2 separate regions of the Homo sapiens genome follow, and region 1 is linked to region 2. A link is an interaction called in ENCODE POLR2A ChIA-PET data of the cell type or tissue named here. Cell type or tissue: Caco-2. All regions are shown on one strand. Each heading gives the region's core, and the rest is flanking DNA. Links, peaks and the distances in the headings are about the cores only.

Region 1 (8,327 bases), core at 104-8,103, 350 kb after region 2:
GTCGCCCTGGCCTCCCCGCAGGCGGGTTTCGAGGCCCCCGCAGGGAGTTCAGGGCCACGGCCACGTGCAGCCGCCCCCGAGCCCGAGTTTGCAGGCTCGGGGTCCGGTTCGCGCTTCGGTGGCGCCCGGCGAGGCTGCAGCGCGCAAAGTTCCCACCTCAAGTTCCCGTCGCGGCGTCCCCGCCTCGGAGTTGGCCCGGCCGCGGCTTCCGTTCCCCCCGGCTGCCCACGGGTCCGGGGCGAGGACGCGAGAGGGGCCTGGAAGTCGCCCGGGGAGCCCGCTCTGCCTCCCGGAGCCGCCGCCAAACTTCGGTCCCGGGGCCCGGCTCAGCTCCCGCCCTCGGAGCCACGGCCGCCCCGTCTCTGCCTCCCGGTCCCCGCCGGGCTCCGAGTGCGCCGGGAGCGCGGCGCAGCAGCCGCCGAGGGAGGGAGCGAGGCAGGAGGCGGGACGGAGGGAGGGGACTGAGCGCGGGGCGGGGAGAAGGGGCGGGCAGCCGAAAGCGCAGCGCCTGGCCTCGCCTCGCTTCGGGACAGTGGCAGCGGCGCCACCGTCACGGGGCGTCCAGGCGCCCAATCGGGACCCCGCACCTTGGATCCGGGGGCCCTGGCGCGCCTGCTGGATTGCGCTCCTCGCGGCCAGTTCCTGAGCCCGCGTCCGGGACTGCTCGCGCTACGCCCTCCCTCCCGTTGCCTTCTTCCCCGTCTGCTCTCCCAGGAGCGACCACCCTGCGGCCCCTTCGCCTGCACGCGACAGCCTTCAAGGTCCCCGCGCTCCGCTGCCCTGGAGCTTCACGCACCAGGCGGCGCGGCAGCCTCCTAGGGTCGCGCGCCCTGTCAGCTTTCCCCGCGGTGCAAGTGCTCCGGTGGTCCCGGGTCCGCGCCCCTAGCAGCACCGCCCCAGGGTCTACATGTGCTAGATATTAAAACCCCACTCTCCGCTGCCCCGGGGCCGCGCTCCACGCGCTTACACATCCTGGGAACCACATGCGCCATGTCTCCTGCCTTTCCCTGGAAGTCCTGGAAGTCCAAGTGCACTGCTGCCTCTGGGTCCCTCGCCCCCCTACCCCGGGCAAATACTGCATCCTTGAGGCCCTCCACGCGCTGCTGCCCTGGAGCCGAACGCTCCAAGCAAGCTTCCACATCCTGGGGGCCATATATCGCGCGCCTTTTCTCGACCTCCTAGACCAATGTTGCCCTTGGGCCCTTCCTGCCACCGCCACCCAGGGACTGCCAGCATCTTGCTGTGCCAAATTCCTAGGGCCAGTACGTACCGTGCCAGGTGTTTTCCCTTCCAGTCCCGCGGGGCCGAGGCCCCAGAGCCCTCCCGGGCTAGCAGAGCCGCACTTCGTCGTCCACTCCCCTGGCCGGTGCAGGGCACTTGGACCAGGTCCTGGGGTCTTGCTCCCAGTGTGGCCGCCTAGCCTCGGAGTTGGTAGGATGCTGCACAGATGCTGGAGGTTGGGTTGGAGGGATCTATTGGGTTGGAGGAATCTACTGAGTTGGAGGGACCTATTGGTTTGGAGGGATCTGTGCTGCTGGCAGGGCTGGCCTCTTAGGGTGGCTTGCCTTGCACTCCGTTCCTCTTCTCCTTTCTGTCTCTTGCACTCCGTTCCTCTTCTCCTTTCTGTCTCTTGCACTCCGTTCCTCTTTTCCTTTCTGTCTCTACTGCCTTTGCCTATCATCAGAGAACCAAGAAAGGACATGAAGAAACCCTGCTGCCGACCAGCCTGAGGCCTTCTGCTTGAGTGGGGCTCGGGTTGGGGAGTCGTGGGTGCTCATTAAGTGGGTTAGGGTTAACCCTAAGAAATGAGCGCAGGGCACACTAGCCTGCGCGGCAGTCCCAGCCGGGTGGAGCATAGGAGTTCCAGGTTATAGTGCACTATGATGGCACCACTGCAATCCAGCCTGCGTGACTGAGCGAGATCCAGCCTCTAAAACAACAAGAATAAAAACACTGGCTTACTGGTGAGGTGGAGGCCTGGACAGACAAGGATCTGCCTAAGGACCTGTTTCCAAGAGCTCACCTTCTACTGGGGGCTTGGCAGAATTGGGAAACTGCTGAAATACGTGATTGCAGAATGAAGCCAGAGAGGCCACTTTAGATAGAATAATGGGGGAGGGCTCCTGTGGAGGTGATGGTTACATGGAGCCCTGAGCCAGAAGGAGCCCATCTGGCAAGATGGGAAGAGAGCTTTCTAGGTGGACAGAACATCAAAGGCACTGGCCTTCAAGCAGGAGAGAAGGAGGCATGTCTGAGAAACATCAAAGAGACCAACCAGCAGTGTGGGGGAGGGGCCTGAGTGGGGTGGGGTGGGCTTTTGTTGTCAGAGGGTCCCTGGATTACATATTGAGAAACACTCCTCTTGTGGTGGATCAGGCTTCTGCCTTCCTTTCCCATCTGAAATTTTTTTTTTTTTTTTTTTTTTTGAGACATAGTCTCTCTGTGTCTCCCAGGCTGGAGTGCAGTGGTGTGATCTCAGCTCACTGCAACTTCCATCCCCCTGGGTTCAAGCGATTCTCCTGCCTCAGCCTCCTGAGTAGCTGGGACTACAGGTGTGTGCCACCATGCCCAGCTAATTTTTGTATTTTTAGTAGAGACGGAGTCTCACCATGTTAGCCAGGCTAGTTTTGAACTCGCAACCTCAAGTGATCCGCCAGCCTCAGCCTCCCAAAATGCTGGAATTACAGGCGTGAGCCACTGCACCCAGCCAGAAAATTGCTCTCTATCTTGTTTTTGAGACAGGGTCTGACTCTGTCACCCGCTGGAGTGCAGTGGTGCAATCATAGCTCACTGTAACCTCTAACTCCTGGGCTCTAGGGATCCTCCTGCCTCAGACTTCTGAGTAGCTGGGACTACCACACACCACCATGCACCACTAATTTAAAACAAAATATATTTTTTGCAGAGACAGGCGGGTCTGGAACTCCTAGGCTTAAGACATCCACCCACCTTGGCCTCCCAAAGTGCTGGGATTACAGATGTGAGCCGCTGCACCTGGCCATGTTTCTATCTTTTTTACTTGCGTATTATCTGTGTCCCCACTGGGGACCAAGCTCCATCAGGGCAAGGACTGTGTGCTGTCTCTCCCCTCTCCAGCAGCTCCCACTCTGCTAGGCACATACAGAGCAGGCTTCTTAAATGATTCCTGGAAATGATTCCTGGGGGAATTCAGGACAGTTTTCTGGAATAGATGTGACTGCGTCAGAGAGTCAGACTCCTCACTGATGCTCACAGGGTAAGGATGCAGAGCAGGGCCTCTCAGACTTTACTGTGCATCTGAATCCCCCTGAGGGCTTATTAAAACCCAGACGGCTGGCCCCCACCCTGGAGTGGCTGATTCAGTGGGTCTGGCGTAGGGTCCTTCTGAGGAGTTCCCTGCTGATGCTCATGCATCAGGTCTGGGGATCCCACTTTGAGAACCACTGATATTGAAGACTTGAACGCCTACCCAGCTGGGTCTGACTTCGGAGCCCTCATGAGGTCCCGGGACAAACTCAAGCCAGCTTCTTCTTATGTAGGATCCATAGGAACTAATGGCCACCTCTAGAGATGGGGCTGGGCTTATTAGAACACTATGCACCTGAGTCAAATTTCATAGTGACCTGCAGACAGAAGACCTGGTACACTGTGTGGAGACCGTCAGTGAGAACAATGACTTCCACCCGGTCCTGCCTACCCGCAACATACACACTCACTTGCTGTACCCAGGAGTTAAATTACTGCCTGATCTTATCCCTGACTGTGCTAAACAATGTCCAATAAAATCCTTTTAAGTCCTTTTAAGGAATTCCCTCTTTGCAGTTCCTCCCTCCCTTAGAGCCTTCCAGATTTTTCACTCTTCTCCTCATATCTTCATTTTCCTCTTGAAAAGCATCCTTCCCCAAGCTGTTGTGTGGAAAGAGATGTTGATGATACCCATGGAAGCTTCCTGAGAAAATGGGAACCGTCAGTGCTTGCTGGGCAGCTACGAGGTGCCAGGTGGTTGCTGGGTGATTTGAAGACATCAGAGCCACAACTGGGCCCGGAGGTGGACTCTGGCACGCAGACCTGTTTTATTTGTCCCTACTGAGTTAAAATTTTTAAAAATTAATTTAAAATTAGTTGCTGACCTTTAAAAACTGGGAGATTTCATGTAAAATTTTTTCTTTTGAAACACTGGGAGATCTGGCCAACATCCTTTACCCACACAGCATGCTGGCGCTGGGCAGTGGCTTCTGCTCCCTGCGGTGTGCCCCTCTACCCACATCATACCATCTCGGTTACTGCCAGGCCCCTGGAAGCAAGAGTTGGTGACTTTTCATGTTGGCAGATTGTCTAGGGTTGCGCGGTAAATGGCAGAGCCAGATCCGAACCCAGGCCTGCCTAACCCAAAAGCCCAAGCTTGTCACTGAAATAAAAACTGCTGTTAATTTTTCGGGCAGGAGGAGAATGTGACATTGCTGGCCCTGAGGAAATACCTTAAAAGGGAGTTACTGTCAGCAGTTTAAGAATATGCCTTCCTTCCCATCCATAACCAGCTGTCAGTAAGCCATAAAGTTCTGGGCTGTTTTTCCAGGGCAGGAAAAGTTATCCAGAGCTGTCCATTTTTTTTTAACCCATCTCCTCCTTGAGATGAAAAGGCTTGGATTTGGTTGGAGTTGGGAGGAATCTGTTGAGAGTGGTGGGTGGGGTGGGATTTTCTTGGTTTGGAGTTAGCTCTTTGGACAGGGGATCCCACTGGGTGTCTGTGGGGTGAAGGCTGGTGTTTGAGTCAAGGCAGGGATTGGGATGGGGGCATTCTCCTTCTCTCTCTCCACAGACACTCTGCCCCAGGCACTTTCCCTTTCTGTTCCTCTGATTCCCCAAATCCTGTCACCTTCCCGCAGATTTCCATATAGCCACTTCCTGCAGGTCTCAGCCCATTGTCACCTTGGGATTCCTGGTCTGGGATGGGGTTAGGTTGCAGTAGGTGAGGTTGAGGCATGCAAGGGTGTGACTTTATTGAAGTCTTTCTTTTAAAATGTGATATTTTGCTTCTTGTGGATTTTTGTGGACTAATTTTGATTTTTAAAAAATATTGTTTCAAAATGTTATTTACCTTGATGATTGAGCTTTTGGGCACCTCCTTACTTTTTTTTTCTTTTCTTTTTTTATTTTTTTTGAGATGGAGTTTCTTTCTTGTTGCCCAGGCTGAGGTGCAGTGGCACGATCTTGGCTCACTGCAACCTCTGCCTCCCGGGTTCAAGCGATTCTCTTGCTTCAGCCTCCTGAGTAGCTGGGATTACTGGCACCCTGCCACCTCACCTGGCTAATTTTTCTATTTTTAGTAGAGATGAGATTTGACCATGTTGGCCAGGCTGGTCTTGAACTCCTGACCTCAGGTGATCTGCCCTCCTCAGCCTCCCAAAGTGCTGGGATTACAGGTGTGAGCCACCACATCCGGCTCCCTCTTACATTTTGTACCCTGCCTGCCTCATCCCAGCTCCTGCCCTGCTCCTAGTCCAGGGTTCTTTGGCAAGAGCCCTGGGCTGAGAGTCAGGGGACCTGGGTTCTGGTCCAGCTTGTGTCACTAGACTAGCTGTGTGGTTGGACACAATCTCCCTGCATCCTGAGCCTCAGCTGTACCATCTATTCAGGGAAAAGGTTATATCTAACTCTATTCCAGAATGATCTAAGACATCTGCTAGAACTCTGACCGGTGGTGCATTGTGTCTATCTCCTGGGGGCTTTGGAGCCATTTGAGCCTTGCTGACCCTGGCCATTATGGGGTGTCACTCACTGTTTATTTCTTGGCTCTACACTCGAGGTGTTCCTCTGTGCAAACACAAAATCTTTGCAGCAGCTGTATGCAATGAGCCTCAGTGCCTTCATGCCTTTTTCCTGTCCTGGAGGAAATTTCTGTTTTGGAAATGTGGTTCTGTACCTTATTCTTTGATGTCCCGCTTTTTTGTTTTTTGGTTTCATTCCCCAGATCATTGGATAAACATTGTTTAAGGACCTTCTATATGCCAAGCACTGAGCAAGCACTTGGGATGCAAAAGACACGTTTTCAGCCCTGGAGGAGCTCACCTTCCACTGCAGGAGACTGCCCATGAGCAGATCCGGGGACCGGGAGAAGCCTGCAGCAGTGGAGGACTTCCAGGGAGGATGAGGACACTTCGAGGGAACTGTGCACTGTCTTTTCTCCTGGGAGGAAGCCTGCATCCTCTGTGCTGTCTCCAGATGCCATCAGCCCCGAGCAGTGTATAGCACCTTCCTAATAGAATCCTCCTCAAGAGAGTGCTGCAGTGTTACATTTTGGATCCACACTCGAAGGGACGAAGCTTGAAGTTAAAGCTTCCAGTTGTCTCTAACCCCATCTCCCTCCATCCCTCCTCTGGGTTGTGGTTTGTCCCTCAGTTTTTCCGCCTCCTGATAACTTTCACAGCCCATTTCCAAGTCCACCTCCTGCGTTCAGCTTTCCTCCACTGCTCCAGCCCTCAGGGGACTCTTCCCCCTACCCTCATCCTAAGCCTTTATCAACTAATAGGTACTCTCCCTGGCACTTAATTAAGATCTGTCTAGAGTTCCTTGGTGCTTCAGCCCAGCCACGAGATTCTGGTTCTTGCAGGGAGAGGGCACTGCCTGATAGTTGGTAATAGCTGGAGGGCTCATTCCCCTCTACTCAGAGGGTGCAAACTCATGTATCTTCCCAGGACTTCCATGTTTTAAAAATAATGAAGTATGTGCCAATATTTGAAAATTAGGAGATTTTCGCATACGAATCCAGATTTCTGGCTTCCCTTGAAAACTTAGAAGATGTGCCAATTCTGAACCTGCTTTCCTGCCTGGCAAAAATTGGCTAGAGCTGGTAGCAACATTTTCCTTTAGCTGGGGCCTGGGTTCTCCAGTTTGTCACACTCCTCACCACTCCTTAAAGTCTAGAACCCTTTACCTGTCTACCTGTCTGGTCCCTGTAGGCATCTGAGATTTTAAGTCCTGGTTCAACTTTTCTCTTTCTTAAGAAGAGAGACAGCTCATCAGAGCACTGCACACTGGCAGATGCTTAGGTAGCTCAAAGGGAGGGTGGGCGTGGAAAAGGGGATGTGTGAGCACCCAAGACTGTTGAGTGGTTGGGGGTTGGAGAGAGTCAGGCAGGAGGGTGCTTACTATGAATCCAGTCCATAGATACTTAGTATCAATGAACTCAGATGGGTGTTTGAACCTGGCTGATGTGATGTGGGTTATGTGTACAGGTAGAGCTATATTTCATGTGAATACAAAACAACACAGTTATAAAAACCAAAATGAATCTGACTTCTTGAGAGAATGTGCCATGTGCCAGATACTATTCTAAAGTTTTTATATTTCATTCTCATAACAACCCCACATAGTGGGTAACATGATTTTCCCTGTTTCTGGGATGGGGTAAATGAGACACGGGTGAATAACTTGCTCAGGATTACACAGCCAGAACATGAGAAGCTGTGATGGCAACACACACAGAAAGACCCTGAAGCTGGATTTTACAGCAGGATCCGAGGTGCTGGTAGATGCTGGATTTCGTTATTGTTGTCATCTTTCCTCCCCCAGATTAGAGAGCTATTGCTGTGTTGTCCCATCTCTTGGGATTGTAATTTGTCTCCCTCCTGCTAGGAGTCTGTCAGGCTTGAGGCTTTCTTCCTTAGCAGGGGGTTGAAGCTAGCCAGCCCCTCAGGTGTATTACTGTAGGCTGTTTGATCTGGACACATGCAGAAGTATATGGCTTTCGCAAGAGGAGGGAAGGGTGGGGGTGGGGAAGAGAAGAAAGCAGTGGTCCTGCCAGCCAGGTCCAGGTCCCCTCAGACAGACCCTGGATCCCAGAAGCACAGGGCCCACCAGCCAGGTCCCCCAGGATGAGCTCATTCCCCATGTCCCCGGATCTGAGGTCAGCGTCCCATTGCACCATTCTAGCGTCCGTCTTGCTGCAGTGGAAGATTTTTCGTCCCCTTCCCGTTACTTTGCATTGCTTCTGGGCTGCGTTCCCTCTTATTTCATTTTCATCTGAAATCCTGAGCTCACCCTCCCTAGCAGCTGACGGGACCATTTATTTCCGAGGCTGCAGCCAGTCGCAGGGCTGTCGACAGCTGAGTGGAATGCTCTGGGATTTTGCCACCCTGTTTCGTTCCTGCAGACGGGAAGGAAGACAGGAGAACATCTTCATTTTGTAGCAGCAAAGGCTGTCAGAGCCTTGGAGCCTCAGCTGTCATCCCCTTTGGCCTGAGATGCAATTTGTTTTGTCCAGAACACTGCCTGGGTGGACTTGGTCCCTCGGTCATTTGTCCTTTTGGTCTCAAAACCTTGAGAGAGCGTGGTCTGTGCTTTGCAAT
Region 2 (8,327 bases), core at 149-8,148:
CCCTGAGAGTCAGGGGAAGTTGGTCTGCCTCCTGCTGTGTCACGTACTTGCCATGGTGTGTGGGATGAGGCCCATCATCTCCCAGAATTAAGCTGTAGCTGACTATAAAACCACAGGTGAGGGCTGGGTGTGGGGGCTCATGCCTGTAATCCCAGAATTTTGGGATGCTAAGGCAGGAGGTTCGCTGGAGCCCAAGAGTTCAAGACCATCCTGGGCAACATAGAGAGACCCCGTCTCTACTAAAAATACAAAAATTAGCCAGACATGGTGGTGCATGCCTGTGGTCCCAGCTACTCTGGAGGCTGAGGTAGGAGGATCACTTGAGCCCAGGAGGTCAAGGCTGCAGTGAGCCGTGATCATGCCACTGTACTCCAGCTGGGGCCACAGAGCAATACTCAGTCTCAAAACAAAATAAAAAAACCCACAGGTGAGGTCACATCAGGCTTTTCCCCTTTATTCTCCCTAAGGGCTCCACAACATCAGAAATGGGTTTCTCTATCAGTGCATCCTCCAGATTCTACTTTTTTTTTTTTTTTTTTTTTAGTAGAGGTCTTGCTTATACCCAGGCTGGTTTCAAACTCCTGGGCTCAAGCAATCCTCCTGCCTCATTCTCCCAAAGTGCTAGGATTACAGGTGTGAGCCACCCACACCCAGCCCAGATACTGGGCCCTGTCCGTCAATCCATTTGCAGTCACCAAGCACCAGCTGCGTGCACCGCATTGTGCCAATGTCTGGAAGGATGCTCACAACTATCAACACAGATAACTAATAATATCAACAATACCACAGTGTAAATGCAAAGCAATATGTGCCTGGTCTCATTTAATTCTCACATCAAACCCTTGGGATACATATCATTAGCACCCTCATTTGCTAGAGAAAACTCAGTTCTGAGGGTGGATGATTTGCCAAGGCCCTGGGAATTCGGACTAACTCCCTTCATAGGTGGCTGCAAGTGCCTGTGGCCCAGACATTCCCATAGATAGGTCATTTTCTCACACCAGCTTATATTTCTTGTGCCAGACACAGGGTCCAAACCCATTTGCATTACGTCTCTGAGACTTCACAAGACCTTCCTGTGAATTTGTTACCATTATTATTATTATTTTCTTGTTTTACTTTTTTTTTTTTTTTTTTTTTTAGACCGAGTTCTGCTCTTGTTGCCCAGGCCTGGGTGCAGTGGCGCAATCTCGGCTCAATGCAACCTCCACCTCCCGGGTTCGAGCGATTCTTCTGCCTCAGCCTCCTGAGTAGCTGGGATGACAGACACACACCACCACACCTGGCTAATTTTTGTATTTTTAGTAAAAATGGGTTTTCACCATGTTGGTTAGGCTGGTCTCAAACGCCTGACCTCAGGTGATCCACCTGCCTCGGCCTCCCAAAGTGCTGGGATTACAGGCGTGAGCCACCGCGCCTGGCCTTTTTTTTTTTTTTTTGAGACAAGATCTCACTCTGTCACCCAGGCTGGAGTGCAGTGGGGCGATCTCAGCTCACTGCAACCTCTGCCTCCCTGGTTCAAGTGATTCTCCTGCCTCAGCCTCTCAAGTACCTGGAATTACAGGCACGTGCCACCACGCCCAGCTAATTTTTGTATTTTTAGTAGAGACGGGGTTTCACCATGTTGGCCAGGCTTGTCTTGAACTCCTAACCTCAACTGATGCACCTGTCCCGACCTCCCAAAGTGCTGGGATTATAGGCATGAGCCACCGCGCCTGGCCTTATTATTCGTCTTCTTAGTCTGCTTTCAGATGAGGACACGGAGCCACAGGAGTTACAAGGGTGGAGGTGCTGGGAAGTCAGGACCAAAATCAGCCTCCTGACTCCCCATCTCATTTTCTCAATCATCATGGGTTTTGCCCCCCAAGAAGAGAACCAGCCACCATGGGTGCTAAACCGGTGGCTGATATAGCAAAGTGTGTTGGAGCAGAGATCCCAGCGGGCTTCCTAGAGGAAGATCACAAAAAATGGGCAGAGCCCACAAGGCACAGTACAGGTTTCCTCTCTCCAGTCCACATAAGGGCATTCACCAGGAACCTGGGGGCTGGGTGGCCTTGGCCCAACCCTCTGAAACTCACCCTGTGGCTCCTCACTCACCAGATGGACACAGCAGGAATCTGTCCCACCTGGCTCAGGGAGGGCCTACCCCCACCTCCCACCCCACCCCACAGGCCTGTTTGCATGCCAGGCCAGAGTTGGCCACATGCCCACATATCTCTCCTCGTTCTGCAGGCTCCGGGAAGGAAAGTCCAAGGCCAAGGTTATCATGGGGTTCACATACCTTAAGGGGTGGGTGGAGGGGTTGGCTCACAAGCTACAGGTTATTCAATGCAGTGCTATTCGTGATCACAAAAGATCGGAACTGATCTCACGTCCATCATCAGGGGACTGGACTAAGATATTTTGGCACAACCACATACGACTCAAGTGTCAAGGGAGGAAGAGTGGGGGAGTCTTGAATAAATAACAAAAGCTGGCGTTGACACAGGACTTTGCACATGGTGGAGGCTCCTTGCAAGTGCTTTGCATGTTATTAACTCATTCAATCCTTACATCACCCCAGGAGGAGGAACCATTATTATCTGTTTAAAATGCCTGTAATCCCAGCACTTTGGGAGGCCCAGGTGGGAGGATCACTTGAGTTCAGGAGTTCAAGACCAGCCTGGGCAACAAAGTGAGACTTCATCTCTACAAAAAATTCAAAAAATTAGCCAAGCCTGGTGATCCACACCTGTAGTACTAGCTATTCAGGAAGCCAAGGTGGGAGGATTGCTTGAGCCCAGGAATTCGAGGCTGCAGTGAGCCAGGATTGCACCACTACACTCCAGCCTGGGTGACAAAGCAAGATCCTGTCTCAAAAAAAAAAAAAAAAAAAAAAAAAAAAAAAATATATATATATATACACACACACACACACAGAGAGAGAGAGATACACATATAATATTTTAAAATATATATACCTCAAAAAATATATATATAATATTTAAAAATATATAAAATGAGGGTGCCACTTGGTTGAGTTTATGGTTAAAAAAAAGAATAAAATTTAAAAAAGAGGCACCAAGAAGTGAAGTTTCTTGCCCCAGGTTCATGGCCAACAAACAGTGGACTGGGCCGGGCACGGTGGCTCACACCTGTAATCCCAGCAATTTGGGAGGCTGAGGTGGGAGGATCGCTTGAGTTCAGGAGTTCGAGACCAGCCTGGGCAACATGGCAAGATCCCATCTCCACTGGTGCAGTGGCTCACGCCTGTAATCCCAGCACTTTGGGAGGCTGAGGTGGGCAGATCACAAGGTCAGGAGATCGAGACCATTCTGGCAAACATGGTGAAACCCTGTCTCTACTAAAAATACAAAAAAAAAAAAAAAAAATTAGCCGGGCGTGGTGGCGCTCACCTGTAGTCCTAGCTACTCGGGAGGCTGAGGCAGGAGAATCACTTGAACCTGGGAGGCAGAGGTTGCAGTGAGCCGAGATCGCGCCACTGCACTCGGGCCTGGGCAATAGAGTGAGACTCTGTCTCAAAAAAAAAAAAACCGTCTCTACTAAAAAACTGCAAAAATTAGCCAGGCATGGCGGCATACACCTGTAGTCCCAGCTACCCAGGAGGCTGAAGTGGGAGGATCACCCGAGCTCAGGAGGTTGAGGCTGCAGTGAGCCAAGATCACACCACTGCGCTCCAGCCTGGCAACCAGAGTAAGATCCTGTCTCAAAACAAACAGACAAACAAACAGTAGACCTGGAATTTGGTGCAAGCAGCAGGGCCAGATCCATGCTTGGTCCTCTCCTCCCAGCATCTCTGTTTTGTCCTGGGTCCCTCTGCCAGGAGCTCCCTGGAACCCGGGAAGGAAGAGAAGCATGCAGACAAGCGTCAGCACCCCCACCCTCCGCTGGCCTTGGGGAGCAGGTGTCATTAGACGAGGCTCAACTGAAGCCTGCATCTGAAACAGATTCTCATAACTCAGGCGCTGTGGTAGCCAACTTCTCTCTACAGTCAATTACGGCCAGCGGGGCCCACTGATTATTTTTATAGCCTTTCCTGGAGTCATGACAAGGAAAACTAAATGATCCACAGGACCCCTTTCATCACTAACAGCCGGGTTTCACGGTTGGGGGTGGAGGAAGGAAAGAAAAATCACTTTTTTCCCCACTTTGAGTTAATCAACAGAACTCAAGTCTGGGCAGCCAATATGTTGGTGTTGAGAAAAGCTGTTCTCAAGCAGAACTAATTGGCAACAGAAATGGAATTTTCTTCCCCACCTCCCTAAAAAACATAAACATGCTTTATCCCAGAGAATTACCCTTCAGAATAGGTATTGCAGACGTGTCGTGTGCAGCCGCCTGTGCGAGGCTGGTAATCTCACGCCGACCTGGCCAAAGGCTGCCTGTGCTGGTTACAGCTCAACCAGAGCAGCCTCTTACGCAATACAATGGTCATGAAGGTCAGTGGCCCAAACCAGCCCAGCCAGACCAGAGTGGACACTTGCTTTCCTGATGCCCAGCACCTATCTCCTGCTCCTACGAACAGCCTTTGGCTTTTGTTGGGTCGGGGGGTGGGAGGGCACCCTGATTTGCAGGTACAAGTGTGAGTGGCATTGATACCCCCTCAACTCCAGAGATGAGCTCTGACAGGCGTAAGCCAAAGAACATATTCCGGGGAAATTTCAAGAAGGGGCATATGACCTAACAAGAAACAATAGCTGGCACAGTGGCTCACACCTTAATCCCAGGACTTTGGGGGGCTAAGGCGGGTGAATCTATTTCAGCTCAGGAGTTTGAGACCAGCCTGATCAACAAAGTGAGACCCCAGTCTCTGCAAAAAATAAAAACTGGCTGGGCGTGGTGGTGCATGCCTGTAGTCCCAGCTACTTGGGAGGCTGAGATGGGAGGATCTGCTTGAGCCCAGGAGGTGGAGGCTGCAGTGAGCCAAGATTGCACCACTGCACTCCAGCCTGGGCGACAAAGCCAAACTCTGTCTCAAAAAAAAAAAAAAAAAAGAAAAGAAAAGAAAAGAAACAATAAGGCACTAGAAAAAAAAAAACATATAATGAGGCTTCTGGAAAAGATAGCTCTTTTTATTTTAGAGAAATTGAGGTTCAAAGACGTGATGTAACTGCTCAGAGGTATACAGTGAGGTGGTAGGGGATCCAGGGTTTGAACCCAAGTCTGTAGGACTGAGGAGTTTGCAACCCTTCACTGCAGGCGCTACTGAAAGGCAGCATAAACCTTGGACGAAGCCAGAAGAGCTGGATTCAAACCCAGTTCTGCCATTTACTCCCTGTGTAATTTCAGGCAAGTCACTTAACCTCTCTGTTCCTCAGTTTCCATATCTGTAAAGTGGGGCTTCTAAGGGCACCTCCATTTGCAGGATCTGAGAGGTAAATAATTAACAGCAATATCTGTAAAGTGCATGCAACAGTGCCTGTCACGGACCAAGGATTCGCCCCTTCCTCACCACACCGTTCCCCACACGCGTTGAGAACCAGACCAAATAAAAGGAGGTGGAGGGGAGGAAGGAAAAGTTGATGTTATCAGATCTGTAATCCCTACGCCATGTGTTCCTTTCTGTAGCACAGCTGCCAGGCTTGCCTCTCCTGCAGGAGAAGCTGTGCCACAAAGATGTGGGACGTCACAAACACGCAGCCCATTCAAGGCTTTTGGACATTCCAGCCCCGTCCTTGATGTCAGTCAAGATCTAGGGCAAATTCCACCCATTCAGGTGGCAAAAAGTAAGATGTTTGACAAATGCCATGTGTAGAGGGTGGCTTGTGAATTGGTACAACCATTAGAAGATAATTCAGCATACGATTTCATATTCCAGCAATTCTACTTCCAGGTACAAACTTGAGACACACTCCTGTATGTGTGCAATAGGACAGTACAAGAACCCTCAAAGCAGAACCGTGTATGTAGCAAACAAAACTGACAAATGGAAACAACCCACATGGTCATAGACAGGAAAAATAAATGCTGGTATGCCATGGAATAGTACACAGCAGAGAAAAGTGAATGAACAAGTGATAAGCAATTATATCAACGAATTTTAGCAATAAAATGATTTATAAAAATGTAAGTGCAGGGGCTGGGCACCATGGCTCACACCTGTAATCCCAGCCCTTTGGGATGCTAAGGCAGGCTGATTGCTTGAGGCCAGGAGTTTGAGGCCAGCCTGGGCAATATGCAACATGGCAAAGCCCCGTCTCTACAAAAACGTAGCCAAGTGTGGTGGTGCACGCCTGTAGTCCCAGCTACCAGGGAGGCTGAGGTGGGAGGATCACCTGAGCCCAAGAAGTCAAGGCTACAGTGAGCTGAGATTGCACCACTGCACTCCAGCCTGGGTGACAGAGTGAGACCCTGTCTCAAAATATGTGTGTGTGTGTGTGTCTGCATGTATGTGCCAGAAGACAAGATATATCTTTACGTAAAGTTCAAACAGCAGTAAAAGTAAATGATATATTATTTTGGCATACATGTAAGTGATAAAACTTTTTTTTTTTTTGAGACGGAGTTTCGCACTCATCGCCCAGGCTGGAGTGCAGTGGAGCAATCTTGGCTCACCGCAACCTCTGCCTGCCATGTTCAAGTAATTCTCCTGCCTCGGCCTCCCTAGTAGCTGGGTTTACAGGCATGCACCACCACACCTGGCTAATTTTATATTTTTAGTAGAGACGGGGTTTCTCCATGTTGGTCAGGCTGGTCTCGAACTCCTGACCTCAGGTGATCTGCCCGCCTTGGCCTCCCAAAGTACTGGGATTACAGGCATGAGCCACCGTGCCTGGTGATAAAACTATTTTTTTAAGCAAGGGAAATTGAGAAGATGAAAATGTTCTGGAAATGGATGGCGCTGATAATTGCCCAACATTGTGAATGTGCGTAATGCCGCTGAATTGTACCCTTAAAATGGCTAAAGTGATAAATTCTATCCACAATTTTTAGAAAGGCAAGGGAAAGCTAAACACAGAATTCAAGATAGCAGCTACTACCACAGTGAGAGAGGGAGGGAGGCAAGATGGGAAAAGAGTTCGGAAGTTGATATAAAATGGTTGTCTGAGTTCCAGCACGCAGGTGGGACCATGGGTTCACAGGCATTTATCATTTTATAAATAGCTATAAAGAGATTGTTAGATGGAAGTGTAGGTGGGGCTGTTCAGGTGCCCTTTCAGTATGTCATTATGGAATTATGAATCATTCAATCCTACTTACTTTTTCTTTTTTTTTTTTCTTTGAGACGGAGTCTCACTCCATTGGCCAGGTTGGAGTGCAGTGGTGAGATCTCAGCTTGCTGCAACCTCCAGCTCCTGGGTTCAAGTGATTCTTGTGCCTCAGCCTCCCGAGTAGCTGGGATTACAGGTTCATGTCACCACACCTGTCTTATTTTTGTATTTTTAGTAGAGACGGGCTGTCTCTACTCCTGTTGGTCAGACTGGTATCAAACTCCTGACTGCAGGTGATCCACCTGCCTCGGCCTCCCAAAGTACTGGGATTACAGGTGTGAGCCACCACACCTGGTCAATTCTACTTACTTGAGGTCCATTTTTAAAATTCTAGAGGAGGCCGGGTGCAGTGTCTCACACCTCTAATCTCAGAAACTTTGGGAGGCCAAGGCAGGTGGATCACCTGAAGTCAGTAGTTCAAGACCAACGTGGCCAACATAGCAAAACCCTGTCTCTACTAAAAATACAAAAATTAGTTAAGCGTGGTAGTGTGCACCTATAATCCCAGCTACTCGGGAGGCTGAGGCAGGAGAATCACCTGAACCCGGGAGGCAGAGGTTGCAGTGAGCCGAGATTACACCATTGTACTCCATCCTGGGCGACAGTGTGAGGCTCCATCTCAAAAAAAAAAATAAATCCCTACCTTCAGGAAACTCACATTCCAGCAGGGGACACTTAAGAAAATAAGAATATATATGTATGTTAGATGATGAGACGTGTGTGGTAAGGAGAAAAATAAACCAGAAAAGGGATGAAGAAGACCAGGGAGTGAAGGAAGCTGTAATTTTAAATGGAGAGTCAGGATGGCCTCGCTGCAAAGGTGATGTTTGTGTAAAGACCTGCGCGATATGAACAAGTGGGCCACTTGGATATCTGAAGAATGAGCACCCAGGCATAGAGAAAAGCGATTGCAAAGGTCCTGGGGCAGGACTGTGCCCGACCTCAAGAACAGCAATTGTGGGGAGTGGGAAGGAGGAGAGATAAGGTTAGAGAGGCCTGGGCCCTGCAGGCCTTGTGGGCCGTGATGAGGACTTTGCCTGTGCTCTGGGCAAGGTGGGACCAGGGCTGGAGATAGGAGGTGTCCTGAACAGAGAAGGAACTGGATCTAATTTCATT

Evidence for each region. Peaks named below come from ENCODE experiments on the same cell type or tissue, not always from the same donor. Only the 100,000 strongest peaks of a DNase experiment are listed, where the experiment ranks them.
Region 1: POLR2A ChIA-PET joins it to region 2 with 12 read pairs; 2 of 35 experiments call an interaction of 5 or more read pairs at or near these places.

The regions. Positions count from the first base shown.
Region 1 is chr20:51,022,714-51,031,040 of GRCh38, forward strand. KCNG1 (potassium voltage-gated channel modifier subfamily G member 1) reads right to left here and starts at 394. Exons shown (of 3, transcript NM_002237.4): 1 at 157-394. RefSeq lists a silencer at 323-492. In Caco-2, for the core only: no CTCF peak of the experiment used is centred there; a DNase peak (open chromatin) is centred at 488; H3K4me3 peaks cover 922 bases; H3K27me3 peaks cover 1,120 bases.
Region 2 is chr20:50,676,249-50,684,575 of GRCh38, forward strand. All of the region lies in intron 1 of RIPOR3 (RIPOR family member 3), which reads right to left. Among named protein-coding and RNA genes, the nearest start is that of RIPOR3, 11 kb to the right of the region's middle. In Caco-2, for the core only: no CTCF peak of the experiment used is centred there; DNase peaks (open chromatin) are centred at 2,183, 2,753 and 4,393.